Regions from separate parts of the Homo sapiens genome. Here regions 2 and 3 are each linked to region 1. A link is a contact called in ENCODE Hi-C or POLR2A ChIA-PET data. All regions are on one chromosome and are shown on one strand. The core of a region is the stretch at or near the end of the contact, and the rest is flanking DNA. Distances in the headings are between cores, read along the strand shown.

What was found. A loop is a pair of places that touch in the nucleus more often than their neighbours do. ChIA-PET counts read pairs that join two places held with the same protein, here RNA polymerase II (POLR2A). Pooled maps may share reads with other maps.
Region 2: a map of naive thymus-derived CD4-positive, alpha-beta T cell shows a loop between it and region 1 (18-fold over the local background). The contact joins the promoter of ZNF507 here to the promoter of UQCRFS1-DT in region 1. A Hi-C loop is called at or near these places in 2 of 168 maps with a recorded cell type or tissue (CD4-positive, alpha-beta T cell and naive thymus-derived CD4-positive, alpha-beta T cell) and 10 of 50 pooled maps. POLR2A ChIA-PET finds 5 or more read pairs at or near these places in 1 of 52 experiments (T-cell).
Region 3: a map of CD8-positive, alpha-beta T cell shows a loop between it and region 1 (9-fold over the local background). The contact joins the enhancer-like site here to the promoter of UQCRFS1-DT in region 1. A Hi-C loop is called at or near these places in 1 of 168 maps with a recorded cell type or tissue (CD8-positive, alpha-beta T cell), 3 of 37 single-sample maps with no recorded cell type and 7 of 50 pooled maps.

Annotation. Positions count from the first base shown.
Region 1 is chr19:29,211,804-29,214,503 of GRCh38, reverse strand. UQCRFS1-DT (UQCRFS1 divergent transcript) reads right to left here and starts at 1,251. Exons shown (of 2, transcript NR_184022.1): 1 at 1,096-1,251. UQCRFS1 (ubiquinol-cytochrome c reductase, Rieske iron-sulfur polypeptide 1) reads left to right here and starts at 1,353. Exons shown (of 2, transcript NM_006003.3): 1 at 1,353-1,599. The coding sequence starts at 1,386. RefSeq lists an enhancer at 1,170-1,409 and a silencer at 1,450-1,759.
Region 2 is chr19:32,344,225-32,346,967 of GRCh38, reverse strand. It overlaps ZNF507 (zinc finger protein 507), which reads right to left and starts at 1,358. Exons shown (of 7, transcript NM_001136156.2): 1 at 1,185-1,358. RefSeq lists silencers at 1,185-1,374, 1,405-1,534.
Region 3 is chr19:33,182,853-33,185,552 of GRCh38, reverse strand. No RefSeq gene overlaps it. Among named protein-coding and RNA genes, the nearest start is that of TRT-AGT1-3, 7.1 kb to the right of the region's middle. Within about 2 kb of position 1,437, at least 5 of the 41 ENCODE cell types and tissues checked have a DNase peak (open chromatin) inside an H3K27ac peak, as active enhancers do.

The sequences.
Region 1 (2,700 bases), core at 2-2,501:
CACACATGGCATCATTACTGCCCCCATTTGGCAGGTGAGGAAACTGAGGCACAGAGAGGTGAGGGAACTTGCCCAGATCACAGAGCCCATGCACAGCACAGAGCCAATTCTGTGCACTGCTTATATTAACATTTACTTAATATTTAAATTATTTTTGACCTAAATGAAAAACTTTATCTCAGTATAGTACAGAATAGAAAACCAGTATGGATAGAAAATCAATACTATGAACCATATAATGAAATCACTCTAGACTCAGTTCTCTGCTAAGAGCTTCTAACTCAAGATCTTTTCTGTTAAAAGTGGGAGATAAGTGTAGAGAGGAATTAAAGATATATTAGGATCAAACTGAGGCCAAGTGAATTTGCTCATGCCTATAATCCCAGTACTTTGGGAGGGGGAGACAGGACTCCTTGAGGCCAGAAGTTCGAGACTGGAGTGGGCAATATAGTGAGACCTCATCTCTACTTTTTTTTTTTTTTAATTAAAGATGTATTAGCACCAAACTGAGACTTTCTCATTGGTGCAATCAGGATTGAAAAACAAAACAAAAGAAAACAAAACTTTCTCACTATGTGATGGAACATGAATGAGCGAGCTCTGTGCATCCTCTAAAATTCTAAAATCCTACTTTGGGAAACAGTGGTGGCACTGAAGAGCATAGACTCAGGAGACAGATTACCCTGCTTCACATCTTGCTGGCTATCCAGTTCCTGGAAAAGAATCTCTCTAAACCTCGGTTTCTTCATGGGTAAAATGCTGATAGTAATAGCTCTGACTTCATAGAGACCTTGATAACAAATGAAAGAACGTAGGTATAATAAAACGCAAAACCAAATACACAGTGAATACTTAATAAACATAATCCATTAGCATTATCGAGCTTTGCACAGATGCCTCTGGCCTTTTTGTTGTTGTTGTTGTTAGATGAAGATAATAAAAATCATCATAGTAAACACATAGCGATTACTATGTGCTGGACTTCGTCGTAGTTGAGATATATTACCATCCTAAGTTAAACTATAATCGTTTATTGTTATCTCTAGGTCTTCCTAGATGAAATTTTTACCCTAAAGGATCGTAAAGTCGGCCCACCGGACGTCAGTGGGGTCCCCTGTTCAGCCCTCTCGTTCTTCTGGGGATCTCTCGGGACACTGACGAGGTGGCACCGGGACCTACAGGTGGGCCGCAAGCCCCGCCCCCAGCGACGGCTTGTAGCCCCGTCCCCCGACGCAGCGCCTCTCCAAGTTTGCCCCGCCCTGCAGGACTGCAGAATTTCCTTTCCGGCGGCGCGCTGTCGTCACGCGTCCCGCGCCTCCTCGCGCCTGCGCCGTGGTTGGAAGGTCGTCCCTGTGACCGGCTTGGCGGTTGGAGCGGCTGTCGCCATGTTGTCGGTAGCATCCCGCTCAGGCCCGTTCGCGCCCGTCCTGTCGGCCACGTCCCGCGGGGTGGCGGGCGCGCTGCGGCCCTTGGTGCAGGCCACGGTGCCCGCCACCCCGGAGCAGCCTGTGTTGGACCTGAAGCGGCCCTTCCTCAGCCGGGAGTCGCTGAGCGGCCAGGCCGTGCGCCGGCCTTTGGTCGCCTCCGTGGGCCTCAATGGTGAGCCGGGGCGAGGGCCGCGAGCAGGGCTGGGGGTCTCTCGGTGCCCGCTCCTCCGGCCCCCAGCAGGGAGCGGCCGCGGGCGCGCGAGCGGAGCCTGAATCAGGTCGGGCTGGGCGGCCTCCGCAACTCTGGGCCTGGCCCCCGGGCTCGGGGCGTCTTTCTGGTGGCCGGCCTGGACTCGCGTCCGCCGGCTTCGCCTGGTTCCTCCTCGGCCGAGTTCACGAGCTCTGTAGTCCCGCTGTTCCAGCCACCTCTGAGGGGTTTTGTTGCTTGCAGGTCGTTTGACCTTGGGCGAGTTTCTAAACGTACTTCCTGTGAAATGGATTCATATCTTTATCAATTTTGTAGGGGTGTCGTGAGGCTTAGGTGGAGGAATTCTACGTAAAGCCGTTAGCACAGTTTGGGCACTTACATGCTTAAGAAATGGAAACTTACTAATATTTGGGAAGTTGGTCTTCTCACCACTACCGATCCCTTCATGTCCTTCCCCTTCATCACCCCCCCACCAAAAAAAAAACAAAAAAAACATACACAAGGTCAGTTACAGTGTAGTGTCACAACATAATCAGTCGTCAAGGACGGGCAGAGATTGACGACATTTACATTTTACAGATGAGAAAACAGACGAGGTAGAATGACTCGCACCAGGATCCGTGGTGTGGACATGTGGTAGCAGGGATTTGACAAGACGAATTGTCGTAGCCACTGAGCTCTTCGCAGGGGCTATTCCACACCCTCTGTCCTTAGATCCCCGTTTATCTTCTTTGCCTCGCCTTCCATCTTTACTTGGCCCTGTATCGGAGATAGAGAAATGGCAGCCTGTGGGCAGTGTGTCTGCAGGCTGTGTAGTTTTCAAAAAAACTGGGAAGACTAATGGCATCTCTTAAAATGCTGGAAGCCGGTAATACTGGGATCTAGTTTCTACTTGGGAAAATTCCATAGTGTGCTGTGTAGTGGCCGCCCCCGCAGTTGGAGCAAGTGGTCTTCTCCAGTTTGTCACAGTCTTTACCAGGTCTGCGTGTTTCATTCTGTTACCAGCCTGGCTCCACTGATAGCTGTTTGTGACTCTTCCCCTACACGCTAACCAAATTGCCCGCC
Region 2 (2,743 bases), core at 109-2,608, 3.1 Mb before region 1:
AACACTATTGGTTTTACTGACAACATTTTCTAATGAGAATGGAACAATAAATTGCACATTGCTATTTTAATCTAAACTAAAAATACAATCTAACGAGTGATTCTGCAACCAAGCACAATAGGCAGAAAAACAGCATAAAAAGATATGACACAGTGGTGTGACCTATATATCTTCTAACGCAGTTTCCTACTCTGGTCCTACATTTCTTTGCCACTGTTTCTTATACTGGCTGGAATAAATCTAAAAGATAAAAAAATGCTTATTCGTTTCACCTAGAATGCAACTACCTTATCGATTACGGTTAAGTAAAATAGCTCACTGCCAGGGCAGAAAAAACATCTTTAGGGCTCCCCTGAAGTTAATTTTCAACGAGTTAGTGAGGTAAAGGAATGAAGGGCCAGGCTTTCTTTTAATCAATAATGCAACCCATACTCTGAGTGAGAGGGGAGTACTGGAGAAAGTGCAAACTCAAAGAGGTGATAAATCCAGTAATTGCCTGAGAAGAGCGATGCAGACTGATAGCAAATTACAGCCCACTGCAGAAACTTAAAAATACCGCCTTGGGGTTGGGAAAGTGGCCGCCACCTTATTAATCATCCCGGCCTTCTACACAAACCATTCATTCCGATGCCCCCAGGTCTTAAGAGGTGGGAACTTTCCCTGATGGTCTCCGTGATCTCTGGAGACATCATTCTATCTCCAGAGGATGGTAATAAATGCAGAAGACCAGGGCTGCGTTTCTGTAGTAGCTTTTTCTACACCACGCACTGGCTAAAGGACTGAGGTGATGGGTCGGGAATGAGGGAGCTTAGAAAATTAATCAAAAGATGCTGTGAGAACATCGTGGCTGGGTCCATCCCGGCTGGCCTAAGCGATCTCACATTTGCAGAAAGAAGCAACGCCTGGAGAAGGAAGCAACGCCTGCGGGCGGGCCGGGCTGGTGACAGTATGCAGGGAGCAGCAAGTTCCCCCCACCCCCAGCTGCAGGGCAAGCCCAGAGTCTCCGCAGGCCTTGCTGCACAGAAGACAGAACCGGGACACGGAACTTGGGGCTTGTGGCTAGCACCGGGCGGGGGTCGGCCGGCTGAGGAGGAAGCGAGCGCCGGCAGAGGCCTGAGGGGAGGATGCACATGGCCGGCGGCGGCGCTAACAGCGGGCGGAGGGGCGGCCCCGGGGCGCGGTACCTGCGGTCAGGCGGCGGCTGCTGCTTCCGCGAGCCTCGTTTGGCCAGCCAGGACCCGGCCGTGCCCTCGCCCTCGTCCTTGCCCACCTCTCTCCCGGCTCTTTTCCCTCTTTTCCCCCGGTTTCCCCCTCCTCATCCGGAGCTCCAAAATGGCGGCGCTGGGGACGGATCACGTGAGCCGCGGGTGGGTCAGGTGACCCGAATGGCGGGCAGCGGGGGCGGGGCGAGGCTCAGGCCCCGCCTACCGGCGTCCCGGGCCGCCGAGGCTGGACCCGCGAGAGGGAGGCTCCCCAGCCGGTTTAGCCCCTTGCAAACCCTGGCTCCCGGGCGGGGTTCGGGCCCAGTTGTCTGGCTCTCATGGCCCCTTCCAGACGTCTAGATTTAGAAGTCACCGTGTATTCACTTTGGCATCTCCCCACGTCGCCTAAATCCGCTGTGGGCTAGCCTTATCACCCCACTCACCCCGCAATTGGCTTTCAACAATGGGCATTGGGGTTTTTTTTTTTTTTTTCTTTAGCCTTGTGCTTCTGGATTTGTATTAGTTCCTTTGGTAGGACTGTACATTTCAAGGTGTTCTTGGCTAAAATATAGAGGTCCTAGCCAGATTCGCAGCTTGGCGTTAAGGGGTGCCTGTTAAGGGCCAGAGCTGGCCCTGGGGAATCTCTTTGCTTGAGAGATTCAGGATTTTCAGGGTTTGTAGGACCAGACCCAGTAACACAAGCTCAGCCCTCCGAGGGCACGATGGTGTTTGTCATTCGGATCTGTTCTATGAAAGATACTAGGGTGGTTCTCCTGCTAACAGTGAAAAACGGACTAAGTGAAGCATTCCAGCCAATTTCACCAAAAATGCTGGATAGTTTTGCCGTATTAGGAACTACGCAGCATGGTGCTTGGGTCTGGACTCCGGGTGAGCGGTGGGCATGAGCAAGGGTGTAAAACTGAAGATTCTGGCCATTGTAGTGGAATGGACTCATTTGGTGAGATACCTCTTGGGGATCTGTTCCAGATCTTTTTAGAGGCCTTTACAGCTGGCTGGGCTGTCCACGGTCCTGGGAGGAAGATCCAACAAAATTTAGAATCAGACAGGCTGATAATTCCTGTTACTGTATTTCAGAATTCAAATTCATCTGAATTTGGGGGTTAGGAAACCAGCAAAGTTAGAATTTTTATTTTTATTTTTATTTTATTTTTTTGAGTCAGAGTCTCACTCTCTCCCCAGGCTGGAGTGCAGGGGCGCAATCTCGGCTCACTGCAACCTCCACCTCCCAGGTTCAAGTGATTCTCCTGCCTCAGCCTCCCGAGTAGCTGGCACTACAGGGCGTGCCACCATGCCCAGCTAATTTTTTTGTATTTTTAGTAGAGACGGGGTTTCACCATGTTGGCCAGGATGGTCTCGATCTCTTGACATCATGATCCGCCCGCCTCAGCCTCCCAAAGTGCTGGGGTTACCGGCGTGAGCCACCGCGCCCGGCTGCAAAGTTAGAATTCTGCTATTCCACAGAATCCTTTGCCAATTAGACCAAATAGCTGTGAAAAAATAAAATGTTGAGTAATTTTTTT
Region 3 (2,700 bases), core at 188-2,687, 4.0 Mb before region 1:
TGTAGTCCCAGCACTTTAGAGGGCCAAGGCAGGAGGATCACTTCAGCTCAGGAGTTTGAGACCAGCCTGGGCAACTTAGTGAGACCCCCATCTCTATAAAAAAAAAAAAATAGCCAGGCACAGTGGTGCATGTCTGTAGTCCCAGCTACTCAGGAGGCTGAGGTAGGAGGATAGCTTGAGCCCAGGAGTTCAATGCTGTAGTGAGCCATGATTGCACCACTGCAGTCCAGCCTGAGGGACAGAGTAAGACCCTGTCTCTAAAAGTGGGGAGGGAGAGGATTATTATGAAACATGAATTAAATTTTTTAAAAAGAAAATAAAGTAGGCTGGGCACGGTGGCTCACACCTGTAATCCCAGCACTTTGGGAGGTCAGGGTGGGCAGGTCACTTGAGGTCAGGAGTTCGAGATCAGCCTGGCCAACATGGTGAAATCCCATCTCTACTAAAAATACAAAAATTAGCCTAGCATGGTGGTGCACGCCTGTAGTCCCAGCTACTCAGGAGGCTGAGGCAGGAGAATCGCCTGAATCTGCAAGGCAGAGGTTGTAGTGAGCCGAGGGATCACACCACTGCACTCTAGCCTGAGTGACAGAGCGAGACTCCGTCACACACACACAAAAAGGAATTCAATTTCCCACAAATGAAGTGCGGCGATGTTTATGGAATTCACTGGTGTTGCCATGTTCCCCACCAATCTGAAGCAGCTGGCTTGATAGAACAGTGGAATGGCTTTTTTCTTTTTTCTTTTTTTTTTTTTTTTTTTTGCACTCTGTCGCCCAGGCTGGAGTGCAATGGTGCGATCTCAGCTCACTGCAACCTCTGTCTCCTGGGATCAAGCGATTCTCATGCCTCAGCCTCCCGAGGAGCGCACGCCACCACGCCTTGCTAATTTTTGTATTTTTAGTAGAGACGGGGTTTCACCATGTTGGTCAGGCTGGTCTCGAACTCCTGACCTCGTGATCCGCCTGCCTCGGCCTCCCAAAGTGCTGAGTATACTGGCGTGAGCCACTGCGCCCGGCCTGGAATGGCCTTTTGAAGACGCAGTTACAGCATCAGCTCAGAGGCGATACCTTGCAGGGTTGGAGCAAGGTTGTTCAGAAGGCGGCATAAGCTCCGAATTAGCGTCCGATAGATGGCGCTGCTGCTTCTAGCCAGGATTCGAGGGTCCAGGAATCAAGGAATGGAAAAGGAATGGCACCGTTCACTATTACCCTTAGTGAGCCACTAGGTAATTTTGTTTCCTGTTCCTCCCATCTCATGGTCTGCTGGCCTAGAGGTCTTAGCTCCTAAGGAAGGAATGATTCCGCCAGGAGTCACAGCACTGATTCCACCGAACTGGAAGTTGAGACTGACTCCTGGCCACTCTGAGCTCCCCATGCCTCTGAATCAATGAGCAAAGAAGGGAGGGACTGGGCTGGCTGGGGTGATGGACCCTGCCTGCCAAGGGGAAATTGGAACACCACTCACGCTGGAAGTGAGTAAGACTATTTGGAACTCCGGAGATCCCTTAGAGGGATCTCGGTGTACGTATTCCAAATTTCTCTCCCCATCTATGGCTTCCTTTTTTTTTTTTTTTTTTTTTTTTTGAGACAGAGTCTTGCTCTGTCGCCCAGGCTGGAGTGCAGCGGCACAATCTCGACTCACTGCAACCTCTGCCTCCTGGGTTCAAGTGTTTCTCCTGCCTCAGCCTCCCGAGTAGCTGGGATTACAGGCACCCACCACCATGCCCGGCTAATTTTTGTATTTTGGGTAGAGACGGGGTTTCACCATGTTGGCCAGGCTGGTCTCAAACTCCTGACCTCAAGTGCTCTGCCTGCCTCGGCCTCCCAGAGTGCTGGGATTACAGGCATGAGCCACCACACCTGGCCCTATGGTTTACATTTTTACTTTCTCTTTTAAAAAATGTAGGCTGGGTGTGGTGGCTCACACCTGTAATCCCAGCACTCTGGGAAGTCAAGGCCGGCGGATCAGTTGAGCTCAGGAGTTCAAGACCAGCCTGGCCAACATCGTGAAACCCCATCTCTACTAAAAATACAAAAAAATTAGCCGGGTGTGGTGGTGGGCGCCTGTAATCCCAGCTACTGGGGCGGCTGACGCAGGAGAATCACTTGAACCTGGGAGGCAGAGATTGCAGATCGTGCCACTGCACTCCAGCCTGGGCGACAGAGTGAGACTTCATCTAAAAAAAAAAAAAAAGAGCTTTGGGATTCACTGAAAGAGGGAAATCAGAGGTGCGCACTCCAGCATCAGAGGAATCTGATCAGCCTGGCCGTCTCCAGGGCTTGATTCTCCTAGGTGTGGATTTACTGAACATCACCTGCTGGGCAGCCATCCCAGATGTCCACCCCGAAGCCTGCAGTCACCCTTAGCTGTGTGCCTGTGGGACTGAGCCAGAGAAGCTCTGCTGAGGAATTCAAGAGCAGACAGGCTCCTGGAGCATCAGCTGGCCTCCAACCCATCCTTAAAGCAAGGCTCCCAACCTGCTTATGCAATTCAATCCCAGATACGCACACGTGCCCCAGGTGATCTGCCATACACAGCATAGTAAGCCCAGCCAGTGTCCAGTTTGGCATCATTTTATTTTTTTAAATAACTGATCACAACTGCTTCTTAGGAGCCACTCTAAATTCAGAAGAAGGTGTTACATTATCTCAGAGGCACAGATCAGTGAAGAACAAAACAATGCTGAAAGTCAGTCCA